2 separate regions of the Mus musculus genome follow, and region 1 is linked to region 2. The links are chromatin loops, found by intact Hi-C in ENCODE. Cell type or tissue: left cerebral cortex. All regions are shown on one strand. Each heading gives the region's core, and the rest is flanking DNA. Links, peaks and the distances in the headings are about the cores only.

Region 1 (15,164 bases), core at 2,271-10,270, 140 kb before region 2:
TCAGCTCTCCTGGCGAGAACATAGGCACAGGTGTGGCTGGAGCCACCTCACTGTTGTCTTCTGCAGCCCTTGCAGCCCCTGGTCTCAGCCCCGCCTTGGATGGGAGGTCAGCTGTCTCCTCCCCTCCGGCAGCGCATTCCCTTGGCCGATTGCCTGGTCTGTTGGCCTCTTTGAGTCAGGTGTCATGGCAAGCCTCCGCTGTTGGTGCTCTGATGGACAAGTCACTAGTCACTGCCCTTGTGGATGGAATCTGGTTGGTGACTCTTCCCAGCTTCAGCTAAGATACTTCCCTCCCTGACCACCACACACATGGCATGCTTCGTTTGCATTTTCTTTCTCCTCACCTCAAAGCAAGACTTATCCTGGCCCAGCGGCTCAACTTAGTTCTTTGGGTGTTCTGTCCCCAGCTGCTAGTCTGTTGAAATCAATGGTGATTGGATAGTTTGGGGGGTTACATGGGCACAGTGGAAGCTGACAGAATGTGGACTGGTAAGATGTAAAGTGTCACAGGATGATGGCCAGCCTTGTGGCTTTCACTAGAACTATGTCTCTCTGCTTTTCCCTCCGAGGATGACACAGATTGTGGTTTGTATGCTTCTTGTTTGAGGAATGATTTCAGCCCTAATCTGGTCTGAGACGGAGATGAGTGGTTGGAAAGTAAGCCTTACCACACTAGTTGGAATCTGTAACCAGCAGTAACTCCATGCACAGCCAAGAAGCTTTACATTATAAACAGGAAGGTGACCCATGTGGCACAGAAGAGGTGGGACTCAGTAGAGAGCAGGGACCCCCACGGGCCTGGTCCAGCCTTGCCTCAGAGCAGGAAGGAGGCCATTCCAGACATGTGCAAGTCTACAGATAGATCCCAGCAGTCCTGGCATCTACATAAGGACTGGATAGAGTTCCATTAATCTCTGCCTTTTATGACTGGAAAACATTTGCCAATGGAAGTCTTACCAATTTTTCTTAAGATTTTGGGCTGCTTAATAAAAGTAATTTTATTTAATGTTTATAGTTGCCTTCATACAGTTTAGATTTGTGTGCAAAGTATCACTGTGTCACGAACCTTCTTAGTGGATAACTTGGGTGTAGGTTTGGACCTGGCCATTCACTCACCATGTTTCCTTGTCAGTGCAGCCGGGAATCAGACCAAGGGGACCAGGGTCTCCCCTGTGTCTTGATGATGTCTCCTAGAGACCTCAGTGTCCTTGGAGAGAAAAGAAAAAGAAACTCCAAGAAGGTACTGGCCGGTGTGAAATGTCTGGACGGAAGCAAGGGCCTGGGGGTCCAGGGGAGACTGGGGTAAAGGGATCGCCCGGGCCGGGCTGACAGAACCTCCCTCCTTAAACCTGGACTGTCTTACAGCACAGCCAGAGGCATGGCCCGCAGCTGCCACGGCCCTCCTTGTCTGGTCTCAAGCCTGAATACTGCATGCTCCCTTTGTATGGGCTGTGCAGAAGGCGTCTGCAGTCTGTAGTGTTTGTTTCTGCTTGCCTCACCGGCTTCAGTAGCACTGTGGCTGGGAAGTGAAAGTCCTTTGTAGACAGTGGATGAGAAGACCGCACAGATGTGAACTGTGTGACTCCCCTTTAGGCCAATGCGCTGATACTTGTGGGTCTCTCCTGATACTCAAGGTGGTTTCAGCTAAGTGTCTATAGACCGTGCCTCATCTCTGTAATAACTACAGGAAACGTTGGGAGTGTCTGTCTGTGTGTTCACTGTAATCAGCCCTTTCCTCCAACGAGAGATGAGATTATTTGCAGGAATTATGAATGAAAAGCATTTGAAAATGTTTTGGGATCTACTATATTGAGAATGAACAAAATATTTATAATTTTAAAACATTTTTATCTACACATACAATGTAATATGCTCTACTTCTTGTTTTTTTTTTGTTTTGTTTTTTTGCTAATTTTTCTAAGGTATTAAAATGTTTTCTATGGGATTTTTGGTTTCTATTTTTTTAGTAAAGTGGACTCAATAACAAAATTAAACATACCAGAATTTCATACATTTTAAACTGGTTACATTAATAAAATGGAGTAAAGTGTGTGTGTGTATGTGTGTGTGCACTTGTGTGTGCGTGCCTGCCTGCATGTGTGCTTTTGCTAATCTTCATTTTCATACAGTCATGTGGATGTGGTTTAGGGATACTCCTGAAAACACTGGGTTTGGGAGTTAAGACCTCAAGAAGTTAGCTGTGACCTCATGTTTGGTGTGAGTCACAGCTGTGGGAAGCCTTGGTCAGCTCAGGAACCTACCTCTATCGTTGCTGTTACCTCTGAAGTCTTTTCTTCTTGTCTCTGTTCTCTCAATTTATTTATTTATTTTTATGTCTTTGACTAGAATAAACCTTGTGGTTTTCTATTTGGTTTTACATGGTCACCAAGATTAAAACTTCGTACTGTGGATGAAGCGGTCCCTTGTTCTAGCTTGACTATGTATTGGCAAGCTGGTCTTCCCTCATGAAGGAGAGCAGGGAGAGAAAGGTGTTTGTCAAACCATCCTTCTTTCTCTAGTGCAGTGCTCTCAAGTACAGACACTTGTTCCTGAGGGGACACTTGGCAGTATCTGGAAACATTTGTGGTTTTCATAACTGGAAGGAGTGTGCTGGCTGTGGTGGGTGCCTTGCATCACCCCTGCTCGGGGGCAGTTGCTGTTAATTCCTGTTAAGCCTCATTGACCCTTCTGAGGTTTCTAAGTCATTGGTCTTGGGTAGTGGGCACATTTGTGGCGGACACTAAATTCCAACCCTAGTCTAGACTCAACCTCCCTGTCCATTTTCTACTAGAGCAGAAACAGTCTGTCAGGGCCATACACCCACAGGAATGTGGGCCTTTCTCTATGTCTGCCTCCTGTATGGCAGTTGCGAGGGCCAGAGAGATTGTTAGAGTAAGCAAAGGAGAGCTCTGTCCAGATCCCACCTCCCCACTTCACCCCAGTTCTCCCCCAAACACAACCAGTAGCCTAACCTGGGTTTCTGAAGGTGGTATCTGGGAGACTCACTTCCTGAGTTTCCTCTCTGCTCTTTAGCCAGGAGCACCCCAGGGACAGGGTCCATCACAGACTGGGGGTTCAGACCAGCTGCCACCTCCATGTCACCCTCAAAGTCTGTCCAATGGGAGTGAGGCTGTCCTAGGCTGCCAGAGCAGGGGTTTCATATCAGGGGAGAGCATTCCAGGATTGGAATTGAGTGTCCACCACAAACATACCCACTACCTAAGACCGGTGACTTGGAAGCCTCAGAAGGGCCAGCAAGACTTAACAGGAATGGACAGCACTCTCCAAGCGAGGCTGGTTCGAGGCACCCACTACAGCCAGCACACTCCTGGTTATGAAAACAAGGATACAATGAGTGATTACAGAGAATGTGAACTAGGGAAAAGACTTCATCTCGGAGGCCCAAGGCCTGCAGCCCTGGTTCTGAGCTGGAAGCTGGTGATGGCAGGAAAGGGCTTTTTCCAGCGTTCTGTGCTTCCCACCCCTGCTTGCATCAGAGTACTTACCTGGGAAGGAGTCCGGGCATCAGTCACATAGATCTAGGCTCAGTTGTGACTCTGAGACAGGATGGCTACATCTCCCCTTCCACACATACCTAGCTCTGAGCTTTACTCCAGGGCTGACCCAGGAGTTTTTGACAACTGATGTTTCCTGCATTAGGACAGTGCTCCCTTTCTGAGAAACACCTCCTGCAGATTACCGTGGTGTGTTGAACCAGCCTTCTGTGCATCCTCTGGGGGGACCTGCTTTTTCACTATAAGAACCACTTCTTCCAGCGCGCGCGCACACACACACTGTGCCCACAGAAAGCCTCCTCAAGGACAGCTTCATGTGGACCAGCAAAGAGGGTGCAGCAGCTCATGTCTTCCTCAAGCCCTGAACCTGCTTACAGAGCCCCCGGGTCTGTGCAGAGCCACTGTGGAGGCAGGTGTGTCCCTTCCCTGAATGTGATCTTTAAGAGTGTCTTTCTGCTTAAACACTAAACTCAGTAAGTTGCCTTACGTGAAGTTTACTTTTATAGACTTTTATTTATTCTTTACAATCTCATATGTTTGTAATGTATCTCAATTATACCCATCCCCACCCCCTGTCCTGCACCCTGCCCCTGCATGCCCCTCCTCCACTTTTTTTTTCCTTTCATTTTTGTAACTGAGTCCAGTCAGTGCTGCCTTTCGGAATGAAGACTGATCTTACTGGCTTGGTTATGGGCTGCCGTGACTCCCTGAGCACAGTGGCTGTGTCTGGTCAAGAACGCAGCGCTCCATAACACACCTCCCCATCCCCAACTCCTGCACTTGTTCTGCCTTGATGTTCCCTGGGCCACCGGATGGGCTTGATACAGATGCTCCAGTTGGGGCTGATCACTCCACAGTCACTTGCTGTCAGCACTCTGACCAGTTAGGAGTCTCTGCATTACTGCTGCATTGCTCTGCATTACTGCTGCTCACTGCAGAGAAGCTTCTCTGGACAAGGTTGAGGACAGCACTCCGTGGAGAAGATTGCTGGCCCAGCTGCACTGAATTGAAAGGTGACGTTCTCAGATGGCTGTCCACTCATCACAGTGTGCTGGAACAACTAGTGGGCAAAGTTCTTTTCTGCAGTTAGGTCAAAACCCACCTGCAACCAAGCTGAACCCCCAACCCCCAAGGCTCGAAGGGGATTGCCTGGGGCTGCTGGAGACAGTCACTGAGTCAACTGAAAGGGTTAGACTAGGCTGTCTGCCCTCAGAATGGCACTGCACAGATGATGTCCCCAGCGTGTCACCCCTGGAGCACAAGATGGCCATCTGCCCCTTAAAGGCTGGTGGGGACACTCCCCACACCCCACAATGCCGTTGGGGAAGTCACATGGTGAGGGACTTTCCTTTTGAGCTAGGCCAGGCCATGTGGTGGGGATTTCTGCTGATCGTCTGGCAGGTGTCTGTATTAAGTTGCTCATGCGAGGCTTCTGGAGAGTTGGGGGAATATCCGAGATGCTTAGAGGCAGGTGTGCAACTTCTGAGGCGTCCAAGGAGGAATGAACCAAACAGCCCCAGAATGGGGCCCAGAAATACCTAGTTCCTGTCAGCTCATAGCCTAGCTCTTTACCTCTAAGCAAGCGGTGGTCGAGGGGATCTCAAGGGGCCAGGACTGCTATACCCCAGCAGGTCCCCAGGATCCACATCTCTGCTCCTGCACCTTGTGACTTCTTGGGTGGCTACTGAAGGTTTATGCCATGGTCACAGATTCTTCAGGGTTGACCAGCTCCTGCTGCTCTGAGTGGCATCTAGTCTCCATTTCTCCCAGGAATCTTCAGGAAAGCCGATACTAAGTGGAAAACACCCCACATGCCTTTGAGGGGACTTCCCGGACTCTTGATAGACAGGCTCGTTTGAATTCTTTCTCCTAACAAACAACTCTGTAGATTTTTTTCTATCACAAGGTGGTGTGATACCCAGTGTGGGAAATGGGAAAGCAGGTGTGAGCTCACCTGGGACAGTCAGCAAGGATTCCGAAGGGAGGCCTGTTGGATCTGTGTGTTTCTGGCCAGGCGGCCGCCAGGTGGCAGCCGTGCACCATGTCCGCGGGTTAAGACTGCGATGCCTGTGTTCTGCTGACCAGGATCCTGTCAGTGGGGACAATCCAAACTCTGAGCACTGCCGGGAGCCAGACCCCACCTAATTTTACCGAATCTCCCCAACCCATAGTGTTCACGTGATTTACCTATTTTACAGATGTGAAAAATTGGGCTCAGGAAGGTAGGTAGTCAGTCACCCCAAGGAGTCACAGGCTCTGGGGACCAGAAAGCCCAAATGAGGGGTCCTCTGTGCCAGAGGGCCCCCACCACTCCCACAATGCAGGCAGGCCTAAGGCATGGGGTGGGAGTTCTATGGTCTCTCTGTCTCTGAGGCTCCTGGCACTTTCCCTTGGGAGCTGAGGGGACCCTGAATTGCATCCTTGGTCCAGTGTGGTCACCACAGCTTTCTGTCTGACCATCCTTTACAATGCCTTCTGGGAGCAAGCCAGCAAGCTTGGAGTTTTGGCTGGAGGCGCCTTGGGGATGGGGGAGGGTGGAGGGTGGAGGATCAGCAGCCACAGAGAAGGGGCCTGTTTCCTGACTCTCTGACCCGGGCTGTCTCTGTGGAGGCCCCAGACCCAGGAAGGTCATCTAGGGCGAAATTCCAGCTTGAGCCCCCTGAGCAATGACTTCAGTTTTCTTGATAAGGCAGAAAAAGGGACACTGAGTGTCCACCCCACACCCCCTCTCTGTCAGCACCTCGGCTCTAGTGAGGCCTCTGTGGTAGACAGCCTGACGGGGAGAAGAGACAAAGATAGACTGGGGACAGATAAGGACAGAGACAGCCAGGGACAGATGGAGCATAGAGGTGAAGATGGGGCAGCTGCCTGTGGGGAACCCCAGGGGTCAGCACCCGGCCTCTGTCTCAGCTTGCTAAAAGCTGGTTGATTGTCAAGGCTGCCACAGAGAGACTTGGGGGATATAGCAGGAACATTGGCTGTGCCGCCAGCTTGAAGAACACAACTCTAATGCCTGGGCCTGGGTCCTAGTGTGTGACTCCTGAGGCTGGTGTTTCCGTGTGTTGATGGAGTCAGGGGGTGTTACCTCTGAGGTTCCAGGAAGCATCAGCAAAGAGGTTGAGGGGCCTTGGCTCCATGGCCACCGCTGTTGGATAGGAACTGCTACTGCTTTGTGGCCTTCCAAGGTCACCTGGCCTCACAGTCTTCCAGGCACGGTCTGTGAGAGAATATTTGCACCCAACACTGTCTATTTGGCTTGTCAGGTTGGTGGAAGCTGAAAAGACACAGCTGGCCTGTGGGCTCCTGGGTCACCATGTGCAGTTGAGTCACAACCCTCAGGGAACAAGAGCCTGGACTCAGGGCTGTGCCCACAGACACATCCACACAGGTACCCAGATGCCTTGTGCAGCTGAGTCACTGTCACTCCTTGGGGAGCGCGTGCTGGCTCGCATGTGTACACAGGTACATAGAGACAGGGTGCACCTGACTGTGAGTCACTGGTGCCAGCCAGCTCTGAGGGAGGGCACTGAGAGTCTGTCCTGCCATCCCTGTTTAAAAGCAAATACTCACATGCCTACATAAGAATGTATGCCTAAAGCACGGCTTCTTCGTACTGGGGTGTGTGTGTGTGTGTGTGTCAGAAATACTTGTTGAATGAACATACGAGCAGAATGAATGGACAGACAAACGAAGAGATGGGTGACACCCCCCTCCCTGCTTGGTAAAATTGGTCAGGGCAGCTCCTCAGGGTGGGTCCAATGCTCTGTGTCTGCAGGGAGTTGTCTTGCTCCAAATATAGCCTCCATGGGTGGGCGGGGAGCCAGGGATGCTTCTCAGGCAGTGACTTCACTGGGCCCAGGGCCCAGCCTCTGTGGACTTGGAGAAAATGAACAGAGGCCCAGCTTCCCATAGCCAGGCTTGAACTGTGGGGCTGGAGCCGTCAGTGCCACCGCTTGGCACCTGGAACTGTGGCACAGGGGTGGTACAGATGGGTGCGGAGAGCTTCTGGGCTGGCACTTCTTGGGGAAGGCAGGGGCCTGCCTGCTGATTGCATAACGCAGACCCCCTGCCGGGCTGTCCTTCATCTGGCAGGGACAGCCCTCTGGCCTGGGCTTGCTCCCAGGCCACTCCTTTGTTTCTGGAATCTTTTCTTTTTTTATTATTTCTTTTATTTTTTGAGATTGTAATGTAATTACATCATTTTCCCCTTCTCCTTCCTCTCTGCAAACACTCCCTAACAACCCCCTTGCTCTCTTTCAAATTCATGGCTTCCTTTTTTCCCCCATTAATTGTTGTTACATACATATGCATGTATATGTGTGCGCATGTGTGTGTACACATATGTTTTCCTAACTATAACCTGCTCAGTGTAGATAATGGTACTTGTTTGTATGTTTTCAGGCCTGACCACTTGACATTTGATAATCAGCTGGTGTGCTTTTCCTTGGGAAAGACTTTGAGCAGTCCTTAGTTGCCTGTAGTTCTTTATGGAGGGTTGGGGCCTCGTGGGCTCCCTGTCCACTTTGGCATGTCTATAGTTGATGTCTGCTTTCAGCTTATGTTCAGGCTGCCATGTTGGTGAGACTTCATGGGTGTAGTAGCATCTGAAATGACTAGGAGGCAGGGTCTCACAGCCATCTCTGGTCCTCTGACTCCTACAATCTTTCTCTTCCCTGAGCCTTAGGTGTGGCATGTTTTGAAGATGTACCCACTGGGACTCGGTAGGATCCTCTTTCCTTGGCACCCCCCCCCCCAATTCAGCTCAGCAGTTGTAGTATTACTGGAGTTGACATCCTGCCTTTAGACCTGTCCTTTCTGCCCTGCCCTGCTCACAGCTGTCAGGCATTTTTCTAAAATAAAGATCTGACTCAGCCCTTTTCTGTTGGAAAGGCTCCCTGTGGCTTCTCCCGGTGAGCAGCAGGTTGGATGCCTCCCCCGGTGCTCAAACCATCTTTCCTGGGTCCACCCTACCTGGGTGTTTCGAAAGGCTGTCACATGGACAATGTGCTGGCTAGTTTTAGGTCAACTTGACACTAGCTAGTCATCAGAGAGAGAGGAAAATAACTCCATAAGAACAGGCTGTAGGCAAGCCTGTGAGGCATTGTCTTAATTAACATTGATGAGAGGGCCCAGCCCATTGTGGGTGGTGCCATCCCTGGGTCCTGAGTTCTCTAAGAAAGCAGGCTGAGTAAGCCATGGGGAACAAGTCAGTAAGCAGCGCCCTCCACGGCCTCTGCATCAGCTCCTGCCTCCAGGTTACAGTTCTGTTTCTACCTGCCTGCCTTCCACAAGGGACTGTGCTATGAGACTGTGGGCTATGGCATGGGGTCTCATCACAGCAACAGTGATCCTAACTTGGGCAGAAATTGGTACCAGGATTTCAGAGTACTGCTGTGATAGACTGACTATGTTATTTTTAGGAAGATTGTGGAAAGACTTTGGAACTTTGGGTTTGAAAAGCCATCGAGTGTTCAAAGCTCAGTGAGCTGCTGCTCGGTGGGAGCTTAGAAGATAAGAGTTGAGAGGAATGGGGGTGATAGAGGCCTGGCTTGCGAATGAACTTCCGGAGGGAAGATTGAGAATCCCTTATTTTGGGGCCATTGCATATTTTTAAATAGGAACCTGTGGTTCTGGTCAGCTGGGCTTAAAGAATAGGCTGTGATTAGCAAGAGGCCAGAACCAGAGGTAAAACCGTTGCTTTGCCGGGACAATTGATGGTGGTTAGCTGGAGCCGAGAAATTAGCGGTGATTAAGAAGACACCAGCATTGCTGAGGTGGAGTCTTCTGGGAAGTGTTTCCTCAGAGTCAGCAGACAGAGGCTGTTCCAGCAGTGGCCAAGGCTGCTCACTTTGGTCTCCCAGGTGGCTCTGGTGTCGAAGGCATCAAGGGGTCATGGAGAGGCGCTAAGGCTTGACAGAGTGAGAGGCCGCGGAGGCCATAGGTTAGGGTGCAGCCTCAGAGCAGTGGAAACCCCAACAATGAAGAGGTCATGGAGAGGAGCTGAGGTGTGAGTGGAGTTCAGGAGTGGTTATTGGTAAAAGTGCACCCCCATGGCAGCAGAAGATGCTGGCACATTGGAGATGCCAGTACCGTGGGATGACCGCTGAGGACAGCAGCAGCGTGGAGAGCGCGCTGCAGAGGGCGGAGCCGGAGAAGTTAGCCTAGTTCTTAGGAGGAGCCCAGAAAACCGTGAGTGGATTGCAGAGATTGGACCCTGGGATATTTACACTGCTGGAATTTACTTTTGCTTTTTCCAGACTGTGAGTGTGGCCTGGTTCTTTCCTCTTGAAGTAAGGAAGTATCTAACTTATTTTGGCTTTATAGGACTCCACAGTTGAGAAACTTTTAAACTTTTTTTTTTTTTCCTTTCTGGTTATTTAAGACAGGGTTTCTCTGTGTAGCCCTGGCTGTCCTGGAACTCACTCTGTAGACCAGGCTGGCCTGGAACTCAGAAATTCGCTTGCCTCTGCCTACCAAGTGCTGGGACTAAAGGCATGCGCCACCACGCCTGGCCTGACTTTTAAGGAGGTTTGAATTTATAGAGATGGTGTGTGACTTTAAAGTCATTTATGTTTTATATTGAGATACTAATGTTAACATGCTATCCTGGGGACAATTGAGGCCTCCTCCTTCTTCTTCTTCTTTTGTTTTTTTTTGGTTTTTCGAGACAGGGTTTCTCTGTGTACCCTTGGCTGTCCTAGAACTCACTTTGTAGACCAGGCTGTCCTAGAACTCACTTTGTAGACCAGGCTGGCCTTGAACTCAGAACTCAACCTGCCTCTGCCTCCCGAGTGCTGGGATTAAGGGCATGTGCCACCACTGCCCAGCTGAGGCCCTTTTCTAATTGAAAAGTGATATGTGTATCTGTCAAGCTGACAAGGGGTCAGTTTTGCTAGCTAGCTTATGTCATCTAGACACAAACTAGAGTCATCTTAGAGGAGGGAACCTCAATTGAGAAAATGCCTCCATAAGATCAGGTTTATGCAAACCTGTAAGGCATTTTCTTAATTAGTGATCGATGTGGGAGGATCCAGCCTATTGTGGGCAGTGCCATCACCTGGCTGCTGGTCCTGAGTTCTATAAGAAAGCAGGCTGAGCAAGTCATAAGGAGCAAGCCAGTAAGCAGCATCCCTCCATGGCCTCTGCATCAGCTCCTGCCTCCAGGTTCCTGCCTTGTTTTGAGTTTCTGTTTTACTTCTTTTGATGATGAACAGTGATGTGGAAGTGTAAGCCAAATAAACTCTTTCCTCCCCACGTTGCTTTGGTCATGGAAACCCCAACTAAGACAGAAGGGTACAGAGATGGATGGGTGGTGGGCCGGCTCATATGGGTGGACTAATGAGCAGATGGAGAGATGGGTAGGCAGAGAGGTGGAAGGAAGCTGTTTAAGTCAAGACTGTTTCCAGTGCAAGGCATCAAAAGACCAGAAAGGAAAGAGGGGACTACCTGGAAACACGTGGGCTAGTCTGCCGACAGCATGCATGCCTCGTAGAGATGAAAACAGGGGAAGTCAGGAGCGTTGAGCCCTCAGGTTTCCCTGTGTTCTCTTTTCCCTTCAGTGACATTTTTTTCTGCCCAGGTGTTCTGTGGCATAGCAGCCGCCTTCTCAGACACTCTTGCTCATCCCTCCCAGAGGTTTTATACCCAGTGTTTGTGTATCTGTACCTATACAAGGATCACTTCCACTTTCTTCAGATAAGGTTTTATGTAGCCCAGGCTGGCCTCAAGTTGGTTATGTAACTGAGGTTGGCCATGTAGCTGAGGTTAACCTTGAACTCTTAACCCTTCTTGCAAGTACTGGTATTACCACCCTGCTCTACCATGCCAGACTCTATACTCTAATAAATGCACAACAAATCCTGGAATTTGATCTGTAGACCAGGCTGGTCTAAAATTCAGGGATCCTCCTGCCTCTGCTTCCCGTGTACTGGGATTAAAGGCCTGAGCCCCACCCACTATCCCACAAGAAGCAGGCTTCTTCTAGGGGCCAGACAGTGAGCTGATACGGTCGACGCTGTGGAGAAAGGTGAGCAAGGGTACTGGAGAGTGGGGTCGATGTGGGTGCTTAGGGTGTCTCTGACAACCCGTGTTTAAACAGAGATCTGAAGAACTGGAGGGATGAGCCCTGAAGTCACCTGGGAGAAGAACTTTCTAGGAAGAGGGAGTGGCACCTGTAGTTACTTTGTGGTGGGGACATGGAGCCTGGAGGCCAGTGCAGCTAGTGGAGTGGGAGCTGGGGTCACAGGGCAAGCCAAGACAGAGCATGAAGCTGTTGGAAGGATACCCGTTGCTGCTGGTGGGCTCTGAGTCAGGTGTTGCCAGGTTTTTGGCTTCTTATTCAAGAAATTGAAATAAAGGCCCCCACAGCTTTATAAAAATAGCAAGAAAATGTCCTTCAAAGGGAAGCTATGGAACAGGACAGCCAGGGAATAGCTGCCCTGAGAGTGAAGATGCTCTAGGCCCCAGATATTGTTGGGGCTCCTTTTATGGGGGTTCAAGGGAAGGAGTTGTTTGACTACTAAGAAGCTTAATGAGGGTGGTTGTTTTTCTTCTTCTTCCTTTTTCCTTCCTTCCTTCCTTCTTCTTCTTCTTCTTCTTCTTCTTCTTCTTCTTCTTCTTCTTCTTCTTCCTCTTCCTCTTCCTCTTCCTCTTCCTCTTCTTCTTCTTCTTCTTCTTCCTTCTTCTTCCTTCTTCCTTCTTCTTCCTTCTTCTTCTTCTTCCTTCTTCTTCTTCTTCCTTCTTCTTCTTCTTCCTTCTTCTTCTTCTTCCTTCTTCTTCTTCTTCCTTCTTCTTCTTCTTCCTTCTTCTTCTTCCTTCTTCTTCTTCCTTCTTCTTCTTCCTTCTTCTTCCTTCTTCTTCCTTCTTCTTCTTCTTCTTCTTCTTCTTCTTCTTCTTCCTTCTTCTTCTTCTTCTTCTTCTTCTTCCTTCTTCCTTCTTCTTCCTTCTTCTTCCTTCTTCTTCCTTCTTCTTCCTTCTTCTTCCTTCTTCTTCCTTCTTCTTCCTTCTTCTTCCTTCTTCTTCCTTCTTCTTCCTTCTTCTTCCTTCTTCTTCCTTCTTCTTCCTTCTTCTTCCTTCTTCTTCCTTCTTCTTCCTTCTTCTTCCTTCTTCTTCCTTCTTCTTCCTTCTTCTTCCTTCTTCTTCCTTCTTCTTCCTTCTTCTTCCTCTTCTTCCTCTTCTTCTTCTTCTTCTTCTTCTTCTTCTTCTTCCTCCTCCTCCTCCTCCTCCTCCTCCTCCTCCTTCTTCATCTTCTTGGTCTTCGTCATCTTTGTCTTCATCTTCTTCGTCGTCATCTTCTTCTTCGTCTTCTTCGTCATCATCTTCTTTGTCGTCGTCTTCTTCGTCGTCGTCATCGTCGTCGACAGGCCATGTCGTTTTTCTACTGCATAAGTCCCTTCCCACAGTGCTTCTGACTTCGATCATATGCATCTCCAACTGTACATAGGCATGAGATAGTAAATAGGACCTTTTCTCTAAAGGTTCATTTAGGACATGGTCTGGCCTCTCTCTGCTTGCACCCTGGAGGGAGCAGCTCTCCTTCGCTTGGACTAGGCTATCCTGGGAAGACATCTGAATAAAAACTGTCCAAGTTTGATGTTGTTAAAGTGGGGAGACATTTGTTCCGGGTGGGGTGTACACGCGTAGTGCCTGCCTTAGAAGAGGGATGCGCATGACCCAAGCTCAGAAGAGCCCCAGGTCACTCCACTTCACCCTGCTCAATGCCTCACTCCTGACTTTGCTCCAGACAAAGGTAGAGAGGAGAGGGTGGCATGCAGGGAAGCAGTAGATCCTACTCCCTGGCCCTTTGCTAGCGCTTGCTTTGTTGGAGGCAGGGAGAGAGGCGTGGCTTAGGGTGCATTCTGATCTACTGCCAGTTGAGATGGCAGCATGAGAAGAGGCAGATTCAGACAAATGGTGCTCCTAAAACTGGCCACAGTGACAGGAAAGGTGAGGGTTTCCATTTCTAAAGGGCACTTCCTTTGTGGGCAGGGTTTACTCTCCCACATTTCAAGTTAGGGTGTCTACCAGTTGAGATATTGAAGGTAGTTGGATGTGTGTGTGTGTATATGTGTGTGTGTGTGTATGTGTGTGTGTGTGTGTGTGTGTGTGTGTGTGTGTAGTGTGGGGTGGGGTGGGGTGGAGTTTGGAAAAGGTCTGAACTGGACATAAAGTTTGCAACTCTGTCATTTAGATAGCATCTGAAGTCATGTGACCAAAGCCCATCTGTGAACAGGAGAGAGAGGTCTGAGTCAAGGTGTGAGGTGACTCCTGAGAAGAACGAACTGAAGGCCACCTAGGGGGAGCAGGCCCTGAGATTAGAGAGAAGCAGAGAGAACTCCAGTGGGGACAGGGGTGGCTTGACAGAGGACATTGGTGTCTTGGTTCACAGGCCCTTGACAAGGAAGGACCGGTAGCCTCTGGCCTCAGGGAGGCCACCTAGCAGACTCCCAGGCAATGGCTAATGGCTACAGCATGCCCACAGCATGCCCACAGGGTAGAGATGGCACTTACTTAGGGCATCAGGGACCAGCGCATTAACTCTTGACCTCAGACAGGGTTGAAAGCCCCCAGAGGCAGTGAGGTCACAAGGCCCGAGTTGTGGGGACATGGAAGACAGTCACGGTTGAGTCAATGCCAACTTGGTGCCAGAAACCCCCTTTGTAGAGTTAGAGACAGTCCAGAGTGCCTGCTGCACCTTGGAGATACCCTCGGGGGGGAGGGGGCAGGAAGCTGCTCCCACTTTCTTTTAACCCCAGGATCCGTATCAGTGTCTCAGTTCAGGTCAGATGGGGATGGGAGTGGCCTAGAGCTATCCCTTCCTCTTTGAGTAATTAAGGGTTGTATATTTCTCAAGCTCAGTCACTGCTGAGCGAGTGGCCTTGGCATGTCCTTCTGCCGGCTCAGATAGTGTCAACCTCTTCAACAGCAACCTTTGCTACCTGTGGCCATACTAGTAGTCTGCAAACCAAGGCCTCTTTCTCCATCCTCCTCCCATTCTCCTGGAGGTCACCCCAGCTAGCTCTCACACATCTAGCCTGTTTCTTCACCGCTCACATCTCTCCCTACACTCTGTAGCCTGGCTTCTACCCCCTCCACTCCACCAGTGGCACCCAAGTCACTGGTAATTCCAGGACACCAGATCCCTCATCACAGCTTGCTTGTTTATTTAATTATTCAGATGCTGGACATGAAACCCGTGGCCTTAAACCTCCTAGGCAAGTGCTCTACCATTGACCCTACGCTCAGCCTTTTCCTCTTGAGACTGTTTTCTCTCGCAGCTCAGGCTGCCGAGCTGGTTAGTCTTCCCGCTGGGGCCTCCTCCTCCCTCTTCCTGTGTAGACCAGGCTGATCTCAAACTCAGAGACCCACCTGCCTCTGCCTCCTGAGGGCTGGGATTTAAGGCATGCCACCACAGCCTGGCTCGAAGCCTATCTTTTCTTTGATGCTCTCCTCCTTTTGTTGACCCCCCCTCCCTAGGGACCACCCTCTGTCTCCTCTGCAGGCTCACTTCCCACCACACAGCCAAACCCCTTAGTGTACTGAAGGGTGGGCATGCTCTCGTCCGATGCTGCCGTGCCAGGGCTCAGTTTCACTCCTACACTCCTGTGAGGGTCTCTGAAAGCCCACCTTCTGCTTTTGGTGCCTTGGGTT
Region 2 (15,164 bases), core at 2,637-10,636:
CCCTGGCGTTCCTCTGTACTGAGGAATATAAGGTCTGCATGACCAATGGGCCTCTCTTTCCACTGATGGCCGACTAGGCCATCTTCTGATACATATGCAGATAGAGACATGAGCTCTTGGGGTGGGTACTGGTTAGTTCATATTGTTGTTCCACCTAGAGGGTTGCAGATCCCCCCAGCTCCCTGGGTACTTCCTCCAGCTCCTCCATTGGGGGCCCTGTGATCCATCCAATAGCTGACTGTGAGCATCCACTTCTGTGTTTGCTAGGCCCCGCATAGTCTCACAAGAGACAGCTATATCAGGGTCCTTTCAGCAAAATCTTGCTAGTTTATGCAATGGTGTCAACATTTGGAGGCTGATAAAAAGGCCCTTTCTAAACAAGAGATGCAGTTGGCTGAGTCACAGAGACATTATAGAGGTAGATCTGACAACTTCGTGGGTTGTGGAGGAAACTCTGGTGGAATAGGCGGCTATGGTGGTGGAGGTGGTGGCAGCAGAGGTAGTTATGGAGGTTGTGATGGTAGATATAATAGATTTGGAGGTGATGGTGGCAACTACGGTGGTGTTCCTCGTTACAGTAGTAGAGGAGGTTATGGAGGTGGTAGACCGGGTCATGAAAACCAAGTTGGTGGATTTGGTGGCGGTAGAGGAGTATATGATGGTTACAATAAAGGAGATGCTGGTGGGAACTATAATGACTTTGGAAATTACAGTGGGTAAAGCAATCAAATTATGGACCCATTAAGAGGGGCAGTTTTGATGGAAGTCTTGAGGCAGTATCAATGGTAGTGGCTATGGATCTGGTGGTAGAAGTGGTGGATATGGTAGCAGAAGGTTTTAAAACACAGCATAAAAGACTGTCATGGCCACAGTTTGAAAAAAGTGCAGCTATTGATTGATGCAATATAGTGTCAATTAGATGCACATTCCTGAGGACTTTTGTCTATTGTAGCCTTTTCTTTTCATTACAATCAAGCATATTGCCCAGTAAACTGTGATAGTGGCACTGGGAGTAAAAAATAAAGAAAATTTTAATTTAAAGAAAGGAAGAAAGACAGTCCGAAAAAAGAGGAGACTGAATTTACAAATCAGATATCTGGTAAGGGAATCACCTAAAAACTATTGAAAATTCTAGTAATTCAATAATAAATAGCTCAAATTAAAAGTGGACAAAGACACTTTATTTATTTGAAGAAAGAACTCATGATGTAGCCCTAGATGCCCTAAAACTTTCTATGTAGACCAGGCTGGCCTCAAACTCAGAAAATTACCAGTCTCCGTTCCCTGGCTGCTGAGGCTAAGGGTGTATGCCACAGTAGCCAGCATTATAGACATTAACAGAAGATGCAGACAAGGCAACAAAGAGCTGCTTAGTACTCTGGTGCTGGGAGGTGTCACACCCTCGTGTGACATTGCTAGTAGAGTGTAATGTAGGGCACCTTCTATGGAAAAGAGCGCCAGCTCCTTAAAACAGAGTATTCTTAGGAATGTACTCAAGAGAAGTAAAAGTATATTTACACAAAAGTTGCATATCAATGTTCATAGCAACATTATTAATAAAACTCCTGAAGCAAAACCAACTCAAATGTCCATCTCCTCATGAATATTTTTAAAAAGGTCAAATATACATGCATTTCCCTTATTGTTGAATATTATTCGTTCACAAAAACCAATGGCATAGTTACATATGCTACCATAAAAACTTTGAAAACATTATTCTAGATTAACAGGCCTGTCATGGAGGCACACATGGTACATAACTGCATTTATACAAATGTCCACAATAGGCAAACCCATAAAACCAGGAAGGAGATTACTCTCCAACCTAGAGAGAAGGTAGTTCTAGAAGGAAGAAGGAAATCATTGAGGACGGGTACAAAAGAACAATGGCTTAAGAAAATGTTCTTCAACTAAACCGTGATGATAGAGTAAACTGTAAGTTACTGCAAAGTTGCTGCACTGTATATTCGTAGGAATTTCAGTATGTGAAGTACAAAAAAACTACTTTAAGCTCAATAAATTGTTTTAAGAAAGAAACAGATTTGACAGTTTATCATGTTTTATGGAGGAAGGGTGGATGGAGTAGTTTCTGTTGATAATACTCTGATTCTAGTTTATGAGCTTGATCATTTTATAAAATTATATGCTTTGCATTGATATGTCTTGTATTTCATTAGGACACACAGTTTGTTTTTAGATAGAATCTTATTTTGAAAGAGATATTCTAGGTGGGTGTTGTATTCCCTAGGTAGCTCAGTCTGGCCTAAAGCTTGCGTCAATCTTCCTGCCTTAGCCTCCCAAGTTTTGGGATTATAGGAATATGTCGCTTCCTGTCTCATAAAAGATTCATTTTTAAAACGAGCAATGTGTGTGTGTGCGTGTGTGTACACACACACGCACACACACACATATACACACACAAGTACACACACACATGCACACATGGATGCATGCACACATGCACGTACATACCAACGGGTGGACCTGCTGGCACTACACATTTCTTTTCTATTCGTGTAGCAGGAGGTGCATTCTGGTTCTTAGCAAGATTTTCCTGTATTAGTTCTTGAACCCGGGCTTCATTAATCTTTGGAAAAGGAAGAATATGAACTCTCAAGTGGGATCCTTCTGTTGGACGTGGAACTTTCTGGAATGCCATATGAGGGTTTGGATTCTCCTGTAACATCACACAGAAGAAAAATTATCCAAGTTAACATATTTAACATAACTTTGTTAAAATAGGAAGAATACAAGAGCACAGAGGGACACACTAAAATCAAACAGGTGTGTACATTCATATACATGCCAAAGTATACAGAATACCAGGTTCTTTCTCCAAGCTCTTCCAGCAGTATCTCAGACAGTTGGTTGTCTTCTTCTGTGAACAGATAGGTACCTTGCTTTGGTTTTAGATCTGGTTGCATCTTCTCACCTTTTAATTATGCAAATACCCCAATGCTTGATCCTTGGGCCTCTATTCTACTGACACATGACTCCTTTAGAGATTACTTCCAGTTTGTTAGCTCTTTATCATAAAGACATCAATGATTCAATGCTCTCAATCTGAATGTTCTCTTCAATTCTGTAGTCCTCTATTTAACTATGTACAACAAAGTATTTCCACTAAGATTTAAAATAACAATGTCATCTATTTAGAAATCTATTTTCTCAGTCTAGATCACTGAATACGTATTTTGGTCATCTCTAATCCCTCTTTCTAACATACAATTATCCATTTTTCTATCAACCTTGTGGATTTCACTGTCAGAGTAGATTTATAATCTGCCTACATCTCCTTTTAGTTCAAGCTAACAGCTTTCAGACTATTCAGTACAACTGGTCTCCCTGACTCTGCCCTTTTCCATCTCTCAACAGTAAAGTCAGTGATCTCATTAAAATATGACAAATCACCACACAACCTTGTTCATTCAAGTAGCCCCTTCACCAGAGTAAAACCCAAAGTTATTAATGAGACTGCAAGATGTAGCATTTCTATTCAACTATAATTTACATCCATTCGATTTGAAGCTCACAGGCTCTCCTGTTGCTGCCTTAAGACCTTGACACACAGCTGTTCCCTTGGTCTGAAATGTTTCTCTGCTTCCTCTGGAGTTGCAGTTCTTATATACATCTTTTATGGACACTTTACCAAAATTATACTGTCTCCCTCGATACATCTTTATTTTCTTTATATTTTTTCTCTTTAATATGTGAAACCTTTCTACAAACTATGATTTATCTATTGTCCAGCCTCGTCTCTCTAAAATGAAGCACCACAAAAGCGGATGTTTTGCTTGGTTTAAAAGGTATTTTTAAATTAAAAAACTTAAACATTTTATTTTTCTTCATAACTATGCATGTGTGTGTCTGTGTGCATACACACACTTGTATAGAGCTGCTGGAGGAGGCCAGAGGAGGGTACTGACTATTCTGGAACTGCAGTTCTAGGTGTTAATGAGTTGTCTGATGTGGATACTGAAAATTAAACCTCTGGGCCATCTCTCCAGCCCCATTTTAAAAAGTTAGTGTTTTATTTTGTGTTTTTGCTGTTTTTGTTTTATTTGTCTTATACCTATTGCAGGAAAAAGATAGGCATGCAGAAGGCACTAAACTACTTTCCACTGCATCTATCAAGTATGATATGTTTGACATACATCAAACTAATAATTTAGTTAATTGAAAGTTTCTGGGGTAGGAGATTGAACGCAGGGCTTTCTATATGCTTCCGCTGAGCTATACCCTAACCCCATCAGCTAATATTTTTAAATACTCTTAGGGCCTGTGTGAAACTTTATCTAGCATCAGTTTAAGGAGGATTCTATTTCAAATCCTGAGCAGAGTGGAATTCATGTATTCTATAAAGTTCTCTAGGGAAGGCTGCTTTACAACTGTTCTTAGACCACTTCTAGCATTTATTATCCTTCTGCCACCAGAAAATTCCTTATTTCCACTGAACCTATGCTATTCATGGTGTAGACTAAACTCATTTGTATCCTATAACATGCTCTTGTCAGTTAAAAATGGTCAACTGTCACCATCTATTAGAACTGTCCCCCAAAATTTTTTCTGGTTATATGGCTCAGATCCAGAAAAAAAAAAAAAGGTGGATTAGGGCAGAGGATACAGTTAGCATTTCTCAGGACACAATGGAAATGAGACTGTTTGAAGTGTCAAAACACTAGATTTTGGTTCATACACTGCTCCATATGAGATGCTAGACAAATAACTAACCTAAGATAAATAATCAGCTTATGTTTATGCCTGGAATGAACACAGACATCAGCATCTGTGGTCCCTGGGACTCACTTCTTTAAGATGCTTTCATCATTAGGTATGACTTCTATCCACATTCTCAAAATGTTAATTATCAATTTTCTAAAATACAGTGGATATACTTTTTCCAGAGTGGAGAGATAATTCATATGGACCTTGAATCTCAAATCCTCTAAAGAATATTATTTCTATTTAGACTGATTTTTGTAGCAATTTAAAAAACCCTTCTTTGTACTTTATTTCAAATGAAGTAAATAGTCACCATGACAAGGTTTTAGGATTTTTTTATATATGTATACATGTATATGTTCATATGTGTGTCAAGTGTGTGTGAAGGTCTGAGGAAAGCTTGGGGTGTTGGTCCTCACTTTCTATCTTGTTTGAGACAAGCTCTTTTGTTCTCTACTGTGTAGGTTAGGCTAGCTTGCTTGCAAGCTTCTGGCATTTCTCCCATCTCTACATTCCACCTCTCCACTGAGTACACGGAAATAAATTATGGACATGGACACTACTGGGTCTTGTTATTACATGAACTCTGGGGATCTGAACTCAGGATGTCAGGTTCACATGGCTTTATCCACTGGGCCATATAGGGCCTCCTCATTTTAACAACTAAAACATAAAAAAATTTAAAGTAGAAACTTCTTAGCATCTCTATTACCTGCTGTTCTAGCAATGACTAAGGTCATTTAGGAAAATAAAGGTTACATGCAGTACTTCTAGTCAAAACCTGTAATGTGGCATGCTTATCCTTACAGTGAAACAAAGACCCATAACAAGTCAAGGGAGCCCAGAAGAACATAGCAGCTTGGATCTTACATGGCCCCCAGTGAGCCATATGCTAGGTTTCGTCATCAGCCATTGGTGCTATTGGGAATGCTAAAATCCTTAGGAGTTAGGGCCCAGTGGAAAGAAGTTGTACTGCAAAGTATGTGCCCTGAATGGGGATATTGGCCCCTTCCTGTCTCTGTTTCTTAGCCACATTGAGGTGAACAGCCTCTTCTAATATGCACACTCATCATAATGAGCCATGTCACCAAGTCCAAGATATCAGGGTTCAGCAGCTTTTCCTTAAAGTCTCTGAACCATAGAGTCGACATTAATCTTTCATCCTTGTAAGTTAATTGTTTCAGGTATTTTTTTCTAGTACTATACAGACTAACGGAGAGAAAACGGCTGCGTCAAGGTTTCAGATGTATGCAACCTTCTATAGCCTATGACTAAACGGACAAGGATTAAATGGACAAGCTGAATAGGCATCCCAGAAACAAGATTAGACATGAAAACATGATAAAACTAGGTAGCATTACAATTCAGCAGCACATTTAGGTGATCCAGTGAGTACATTGAAGTACTTGAGTTTATGTTCTCTGGTTTCAGCATGCTTGGTGCTCACATCCAAGCCTGAGCATTTCATCAGTAGGTGTGATCTGGGACAGGATGACTCGCTCATCCTCATATGTACTGACGATAGATAATACAGAACTTATCACAGACGTCTTGTGATTGCGATCACCACTATACGCATGCCAGGATCAATCTAAGGCTATTTTCTAAAACTCTAAATAACATCTATTTTAAAAAGTTCTCTATTACATGTTTTTTGTATGATACCATACGCTTAAAATGAAATGCACTCCTTTCCTTTCTAACATTGCAATACAGACAATGTATATGTTAGTAATAGCAATTGCACTTGTAGTAAAAGAAGCAACACATTTACACATACATCACTTCTTAAAAGATATTGCGCATTAACAGTGTTCTTATAAACAAATCAGAAAACCTGTAAACCAAATCTATATAATAAGCATTTGAAAACCCCATGTTAAAAGTTCAAAGGTGAGCCTACCTGTAGTGGCAGAAACATTCTACAGTAAAATGTAGACCTTAGATAGATTTGCTAATTTATGACACACTGTGCTTATCTGATGCAAATCTACTATTTGGTTTCCTAGCTGCTGTGTCTGTGCACTACTGCCCTCTAATGGGCAGCACGTTAAGTGTAGAAGACTGTATGTTTCACCTGAAACTGCCGCATGCCAGTAGAACTTGTGTGAAACAAGCAGCAAGGAAAGGAAGCTCAAGCTAGGACTTGCTGCATTCACGAGGGTCTTAGACATATCTACTCTGACTTCTCACTATCACTGGTTTCGACTGGTTCCTTAGGGTCCTGATTTCATTAAAAATTGTAATCCAGTTTTATGTCTAAAACAAGGAAATCTGTTACTTTCTAACAGTCCAAGCCAACAAACACATTTTTACTTGAGTTCAGAGAAATGTAAATTTAAATATAAAGTAATAACCAAAGACTCAGACAACTGAACACAGTGACACAGAAACAATTTTGTGCAAGTCCACCAGAATGAACAGCTAAGAAAGTCTGGCTAAGTTCAGTCCTTTCACTGGGAGTAAATTTTAAGGTTTGATGCTGCTTTTCCAGGGGTGGTCTCTGTAATCCTGCTGTAACTCACACACGGAGAGGCTCACTGCTTTTCTCAGATTTAAAAAAATTACCAACTTATATACCATGTGGTCAGGAAACATCAATTTTTTTCTTTCTTTGTCAGACTAAATGAGGGTATGCTCAGGATTTATAGAAGAGAAGGTCAGACACACATGTCAAACACACATGTCAAATAAAGGAAAACAAAAATCTTCAGACTTACTGGAAATCTAAAGTAGGCCATAGCCACACTAACAATAACAATGAAACAATAAATATTCTTTGTTAGAGGTTACTAAATATTCTAGATTAGTTGGGATATTTAAAATTGTTTCAATATCCACCACTCATACCTAGTACTCTGAAGAATAACACAAATCTCCCCAAATGTAGTTGAAGACATTATTATCACTTATGTAAATCACTCTTGAGCTGCCTGACAGTAGATGACACTGATGGAATGCGACAGTTTCAATTTTCTAACTTTATTAACCTTTTAGTGGCCACTGAGATGCATCATGGTCTCCTAACATTAACGCATTTGTGTGGAGGCTTTTCCCAGCTAATGTGCTGAACTGTGTCACTTTTCATTGGATGTGCTGAACTGTGTCACTTTTCATTGGATGTGCTGAACTGTGTCACTTTTCATTGGATGTGCTGAACTGTGTCACTTTTCATTGGATGTGCTTATTCATTTTGATACTACTAGCATTTTAAACTTGACACTTCCTTGTTTAGGGCAGATGTGGGTGTTTTCACGCACTGTGAAATATTTGGAAACATCACAGTCTAGCTGTGATAACGAAAAGTGTTTTTTGATATTGCCCAATATGATAGTGTCTCTAAGTAGAGTAGGGAAGGTTTAGTGTTTGGAGAATCAATACTTTAATGACTCCAGAGAAAGAGTCTCTACTATTACCTAATTATATTAAGGCAGCATTTGCATATAATGGTTATATAACATTATATACATTCACTTGCCTGCTGAAATTAAAATAGTCACAAAGACTATTTTACAAAAGTACTGCACACTTTTGAGAACGAGTGCAAGAAAAACAAAGAAGCAAAAAATAAGTTAAGATCCTGAGTGTTGTTTCAGACAGACAGCAAATGGAACTCTCATACACTACAGGTGGGAATACAAAATAATACAGACACATAAGAAAACAATCAGCAGGTTTTAATAATGTTAAATGTTGTGCTACCATATACCCTGGTATCTGAGTCCTAAGGATTTATCTAAGAGAAATAAAGTTTGCATTCATGTAAGTGCCTGTATAAATGTCTAGGATATTCATTATTGCCAAAACTGTTATTCAGCAAGTCAGAGAAATAAAACTTAGGCAATCTATGCAAGTGGGATGCTGCTCACTAGTGAGAGGTGCCATCTCCATCTCTATGTGACCATGGATGAACCTGAAATAAACTATATTAAGAGAATGAAGGCAAATTCAAAACAAGTGAACTGTGGAAAGACAAAGCTATAGAGATAGAAAACAGATCACTGGTCACCAAGGGTTTGAGGTGGTAGAAAGATGTGACTCCACTAGGCATTAAAGAGCTCCCTGGGTGGTAAGAATGCCATAGGCACTTAATATGATGCTGGGGGCATCATGCACTTGTCAAAATCTGTAGATGGGTGCACTCAAGATTCTGCTCCATGTAAAGCCAACTGCAAAAATTGACTTATCACGAATAAGCAAATCAGAGAGAGGAGTTTATGCTTTGAGTTAAAGGGTCTTACTTTAACTGGTTTTCTAGTTCTTCAAAATGAAATTTCCTAAAATTCTTATCTTGATTATACTGGCATTTAATTATGAGGTCTTGTATAAGGTCTTGTATGAGGTCTGCAATCACAATGCCTTAGGACAGGGTGCCTACGTAGGAAAACACGCTCATGCAAATACTGAAAGGCAGAGGGCAGCCTCCAGTAGTACCAGCTGGGCACACAGGAGAAGTTGTGTAGAAGTGTACACATGATCTCTGTGGCAAAAACCCTGCCAGAGCTTGTGTGAGTCATCTCAATAGCTTTGTTTTCTCCTCTATTCTACATTTCCAAGGTTCTGAAGTCACCAATAATTTTCTTAGGTATTTAAGAAGTTCCAGGAATCAAGAAAAGCAGCTAAATCTAGTTCAATTCATAGAACCCCCATTCCTGAAACCTCACTAAAGGGCAAATTATAGGAGCGATGTGAAGAAACTGGAAAGTGAACATCTCTTTGAAATCCTGAACTGGGATGTGAAGACAGGCTAGACATATACCACACTTAAATGTAGCCGAGTATTTACAAACATTTGAATAGAATCACCATTTTTCAATTCTAAAACAAGAATAATCAAACTAAAATTATATGGTTGATTCCTGCTTACCACAGGGGAATTTCAGAAGTGTGACTTTGACATAGTAGTGAAACTTTCTTTCATGTAAAAATAAAAATATAGAGGGCATCATCCTGAGTGAGGTAACCCAATCACAAAAGAACTCGCACAATATGTACTCACTGATAAGTGGATATTAGCCCAGAAACTTAGGATACACAAGATATAAGATACAATTTGCTAAACGCATGAAACTCAAGAAGAACGACGACCAAAGTGTGGACACTTTGCCCCTTCCTAGAAATGGGAACAAAACACCCATGAAAGGAGTTACAGAGACAAAATTTGGAGCTGTGACAAAAGGATGGACCATCTAGTGATTGCCATATCCAGGGATCCATCCCATAATCAGCTTCCAAACGCTGACACCATTGCATACGCTAGCAAGATTTTGCTGTAAGGACCCAGATATAGCTGTCTCTTGTGAGACTATGCCGGGGCCTAGCAAACACAGAAGTGGATGCTCACAGTCAGCTATTGGATGGGTCACACGGCCCCCAATGGAGGAGCTAGAGAAAGTACCCAAGGAGCTAAAGGGAACTGAGACCCTATATGTGGAACAACAATATGAACTAACCAATACCCCGGAGCTCTTGTCTCTAGCTGCATATGTATCAAAAGATGGCCTAGTCGGCCATCACTGGAAAGAGAGGCCCTTTGGACTTGCAAACTTTATATGCCCCAGTACAGGGGAATACCAGGGCCAAAAAGGGGAAGTGGGTGGGTAGGGCATTGGGGGGGTGGGTATGGGGGACTTTTGGGATAGCATTTGAAATATAAACGAGGAAAATACCTAATTAAAAAAATATGGATTACTTTCCACACATTGACAGGATTCCTCTTTATATTTTCAATTTCCTTCATGACCCAAAAAAGTGACTTTATCACATGGTCTCATTTTTTTCTTTAATTTACTAAAAAAATTTATACATTAGAAATGTTGGGGTTGTCACAAACTTCAGAATATTACAACTAGAAGGAATGGTGACAATAAATCATGATATTCTCAGATTTTCAATCATCATGTTTGTGTATCTTTTCTGGAAGATATTAGGAGAATCATGTGCCTAAAATATGCTCATCATTAGTAAATACTTCATAAATACACAATGGATGAGGGGATTCAATTAAATTAAATGGAATTGAATTAGATTTTTTAAAAAAGCCTAATAAAGACTCATGAAATGTAAAGTGCATTTTGAAAAGTCTTAACAAAGAAGGAAATTTTTATTTTACATAATAAATGCAATGTTTCATTATGATCACTTTAAAAACTGACAGTTTTGATTTACATTCACTTTTATGTATGTATAATTACTAGCTATTAATTTTATTGTTCTTTTCTTTATAAACTGGTAAGTATAAAGTATGTATCATAACATTTAAGTTATGAGACAGTAAGAAGCAACTATTTATTTTGTTTTTGCGTGAAAGTATCTTGGCGAAATCCTTGTAGACAGTTGACCCTCACACAGCAGAGACGAACTGATTATCAGAATCCTAACCTCGCTCATCTTACGAGCTTAACATTTGTCCTGATAGAGTCTTGAAAAAAAGATCAAAGAAGTAAACAGCTATTTTTTTTTAAAGTTATCAGTCCTATTGGACTTGTTTGATTGATACCTACCTGGCATTCTGTATATCTTTGAAATGCATCAATAAACCATTTCTACCTAGAGAATAAACTACTTCTTAATCTTCAATTTCCTCATTCACTTAACACCAGCCATCTCTTATAGCACAGGGACATTGTCAAGCACAGGGTCACGGCCAAGTGAGGAAGTCTGTTAAAACATAGTCCCAAAGTGTAATAGAAACATTGCTACTTTTTTTGTTGTTGCTTTTTGGAGACAGAATTTTTCTGGCTGTCCTGGACTCACTTTGCAGATCGTCTGGGGCCTCTGCCTCCTGGGTGCTGGGACTAAAGATGTCACCGTCACTGTCTGGTTGATTATTACTTTTCTTGGACTAAATGGAATCAATATGATCGAGTACATTAAGGAATTCGACATAAGAGAGTTCATAAATTTAAACTCTGGGTTCTTTCATTTAATAGCTGCATGATTCAGAGTCCACTATAACCTCGGGAAATGGGTATTCTGAGTCTCCTTAAGTGGCTGCTACAGGATGACAGATAATGTATGCTAAGTGGTTTATGCTATGCCGTTTATTTAAACTTTTGACAAATCAATTATGACTTAAAAATGAGATACGTTTAAGACTATGACATATTGCTTCTTAGGAAAGGAACTAATTATAAAGGACAGTCTAGTGAAGTATTACTGTGTTGAATAATTAAAATTGAAAATTGTGTTTTGCCAGGACCAAGCATGCTGTGCCTAATTTCTTCCTGTGTTAATTTCTGTTCTTTTGTTATTAGGCAAAACATACTGTCAAATTTGATAATAAAAGTCATTAGTAATTACAAAAATAAACCAAGAATATTCAATTATGTTGCCTAACTTATATGGGGACAGTTCAGTAAAGAGAGACCATTTGTTTTAATATGAATCTTTCTAAAAGAATTCTCTCTCTCAAAGGAAGGTCCAACCACAAATGTAGAACTTGAGCATAACTGAGTGGAATACGGGGAACACCTTGGAAGTATAGTGGATACAGAGCATGCACAAGGCTCTGGGTTTAGTCCTCAACACATGCACAAATGCATTTACATACAAGCAAAGAAAATAATTCAGTAATATGTAATAAGGTATTTAGTATTTCTGCTTTTAACTTACTGGTCCTCAGATTTCAAATGAATGTGACAAAGCAGTGACTAATGTCTCACTGTTAGGTCATTGGCCTTGTCAAAGAGCTAGATTAAACAATACCCATTGGGGCCAGGGCACTAATATCAAGTTCTTCTTCACTCTAATTCCTTAAAACAACTTCCCTCTGTTTTTCTTCAGAGGTGCCACATTCCCCACTTGATTTATGTTTAACAGAGGAACCACAACCGTCTCAAGAAGGAGTGGCCAGCACTCACTTAGCACAGAACCACTATTCCTTAAGCATGTAGCCTCCCTGCCAGCCTAAGAATTCAGGTGGTTAGTTCATTTCATCCTGATCTTTAAATTACAACACTTCTTCTGTCCAGAGTGCATTTTCATCTTTTGAGCTTCTGTGGTTCACTTGCCGGTTTTCTTTCCTTCTTCCAGCTTAGTTCATTACCTCATTAATTCAAAACAACAGAGCTTAGACGACAGGCATGAAGAGCTCAGATGAACTCTGCTGAAGCAGAGCACACCCTCCGTGCTAAGTACTTCTGATTACCACTGTATTTAAACTTTCTCTATTAAACATGACACCCAGAAGAAAACTCACGATGAGGACAAAAGATTCATGGAGAAAAAATGTGGCCAAGACATTTTCATGATATAGTGACTGATTCTGACACACAGAAGCAAGTGTGACATCTTGGGACTGATTATCGAGAGCATAGGTATTACTGCTAGAATCCTGGAGCGTCTCAGTTCTGAAAATGAAATGCTTCATTAATCCTTTTAAATAGACTAATGACACTTACGTTTTTGAATAGCTGCTCAGCAAGTTCTCTGATGTGCTTTATCATCTTCAGTGGATTCTTTTCTTCAACTTTAATTCTTTCTACTTCAAAAGCTACCAACTTGGAAAAAGAATCAGATGGCAATAATCAGTACCTAAATATGCTGAATTTAAAAACTGGCATTTTCATACAAAATGCAAAGTAAGAGCCATATAAACTATGTTATTTCAAAGTAGGATAGGGTTTCACCTCTATCCATGGATTCCAGGTGGCCCCTACTAAGTAACTCTTGGGGAACAATTATCTATGTAGTGCAGAGGCCTTCAGGCCTCACTCATGATAATTTACTTGGAAATTTCAGAAGGTGTGAAAGTCTCTAGATGTTTCCTTAACTTAGAAATATGAACAAACAATTCATGTTGTGCTGCCTGGACTCTATGGACGGTATGACCTGGGTTCATATTCTTCACCTCTAAATCAAGGCGGAAGAGCACAATGACCTTTAGACTCCATTTAGTTCTCAAGTGATACATATGGAGTCTGACTCTCTATTAAGTAATTTGCTAAGGCAATCGTGTGGGAGTGTATACTTCCTAAAGAGGACAGGCATGAAAAGAAGTGTAGGAAAGTAAACAGGTGAAAAGGGAAGGAAAAGAGTTTCTTCCTTCTAGAAACCAACGGATGAATCAAAGGTGGCAGAACTATGGGTTTCCCGCTCTGGGCCAGTATTCAGAAGACTGTCATACCAAGAAAGGCAGATTTGCCTTTCATTCCTAAGGTATCTATTTGATGACCGTGTAAGCCTAAGACAGGGCACAGTAGGATCTGCCTATTAAAGCTCTGTAGAACCCATGTGATACAGGAAACAGATTTTTCCAAGTAGCAAATGTTATTTTCCTATAAAAATATGTTCTCATGTAAGTAGACAAAGAGAGAAGAAAAATAATTAAGTCTCATGCTGAAAGCAATCAACCCAACTTTCTTGCCAGAGGTTAGCAAGGAAAATGTGGGTAGAAAACAAAGATGCACATCAAATATCGTTGCTATTAATAAAGTTTTAGAGACCAGCAGATGAGTTAGCAAAGGTCTTTAGCAAGCATCTTAGTTTAACTATATAAGCCATCAACCAGCGAGAACTTAATTGGGAACATAATGGTTGATGTTAGTATGATCAAAGGCCAGTACCACTATTATTTAGGGAAGTGACTATGAAGAACTGTACGAGCCAGGGTAGTGTGCCGCACACCTGTATGTGCTGGTTACTAAGTGATGCATTTAGTCTTCATCTTCAGAACAGAAGCTCTGCTTCCCTTTCCTTACCTGTGAGTAACTAACTATCTTTACAAAGAATAAAAGATCCATCTCTGAAAAAAAAGGCCTTTCTTCCTATAGGATAAGCCATCAGTGGTAAAAGGTAACAAAGCCTTCCTTTAGGTTCCAGGAGTGACTTTTTTGGGTGGACACCAGAAACTTTAAATCTATTGGGTCCAATACAGTAATGTTTCAAAAACTAAAATATAAATTGTAGCCACTTTCCTGACCCCCATAATTGTACTGCTGTAGATATACAGCTAAATGATAAATGAAAATGTGTATTTTAAAAAAAGAGAAAACACAATAATTGTAAAATAGTATCCTCATCATATAGTCTATTTCTCCCTTTATGTGACCAAATCCTTAAAAAGATAAAGACTACATATGTATCTCACATATTTCTACTAAGGTAGCTAGAAAATGGTAATTATTGATTAGTAGGAATGCTATAAATTTAAATTATGGCTTTATGACATTGATGGACTAAATGCAACTGCAATTTAGAGTCACAAATCTGTGCATAAAGTTACAGTGAGCTGCAGACTGAGAAGCGCTAAACAACTGTATTTGAACACGTTTCATTTATAGAAGCACTATCCAATTTTGAAAAAGATCTAAGAAGCTATTCAATCTTAGTTCTTAAAAGTTTTTTATGTACTTCTAAAACATTCTATAGTTTTCTAATTTTTCTAATTAACACTATAATTATCAACATTTGATATACATAATATTTAAATTACTTAATGT

What was found. A loop is a pair of places that touch in the nucleus more often than their neighbours do. Peaks named below come from ENCODE experiments on the same cell type or tissue, not always from the same donor. Only the 100,000 strongest peaks of a DNase experiment are listed, where the experiment ranks them.
Region 1: it touches region 2 in a loop (6-fold over the local background); 30 of 42 quality-filtered maps call a loop at or near these places.

The regions. Positions count from the first base shown.
Region 1 is chr7:110,281,494-110,296,657 of GRCm38, forward strand. It overlaps Gm32861 (a long non-coding RNA gene), which reads right to left and starts at 6,905. Exons shown (of 2, transcript XR_869865.3): 1 at 6,601-6,905; 2 at 4,009-5,604. Swap70 (SWA-70 protein) reads left to right here. Exons shown (of 12, transcript NM_009302.3): 12 at 1-2,013. In left cerebral cortex, for the core only: a CTCF peak has its summit at 5,533 (motif pointing right); DNase peaks (open chromatin) are centred at 5,547, 6,981 and 7,312; H3K27ac peaks cover 324 bases.
Region 2 is chr7:110,425,716-110,440,879 of GRCm38, forward strand. Sbf2 (SET binding factor 2) reads right to left here. Exons shown (of 41, transcript NM_177324.2): 13 at 13,125-13,223; 14 at 2,473-2,677. Among named protein-coding and RNA genes, the nearest start is that of Gm32861, 140 kb to the left of the region's middle. In left cerebral cortex, for the core only: a CTCF peak has its summit at 6,762 (motif pointing left); a DNase peak (open chromatin) is centred at 6,759.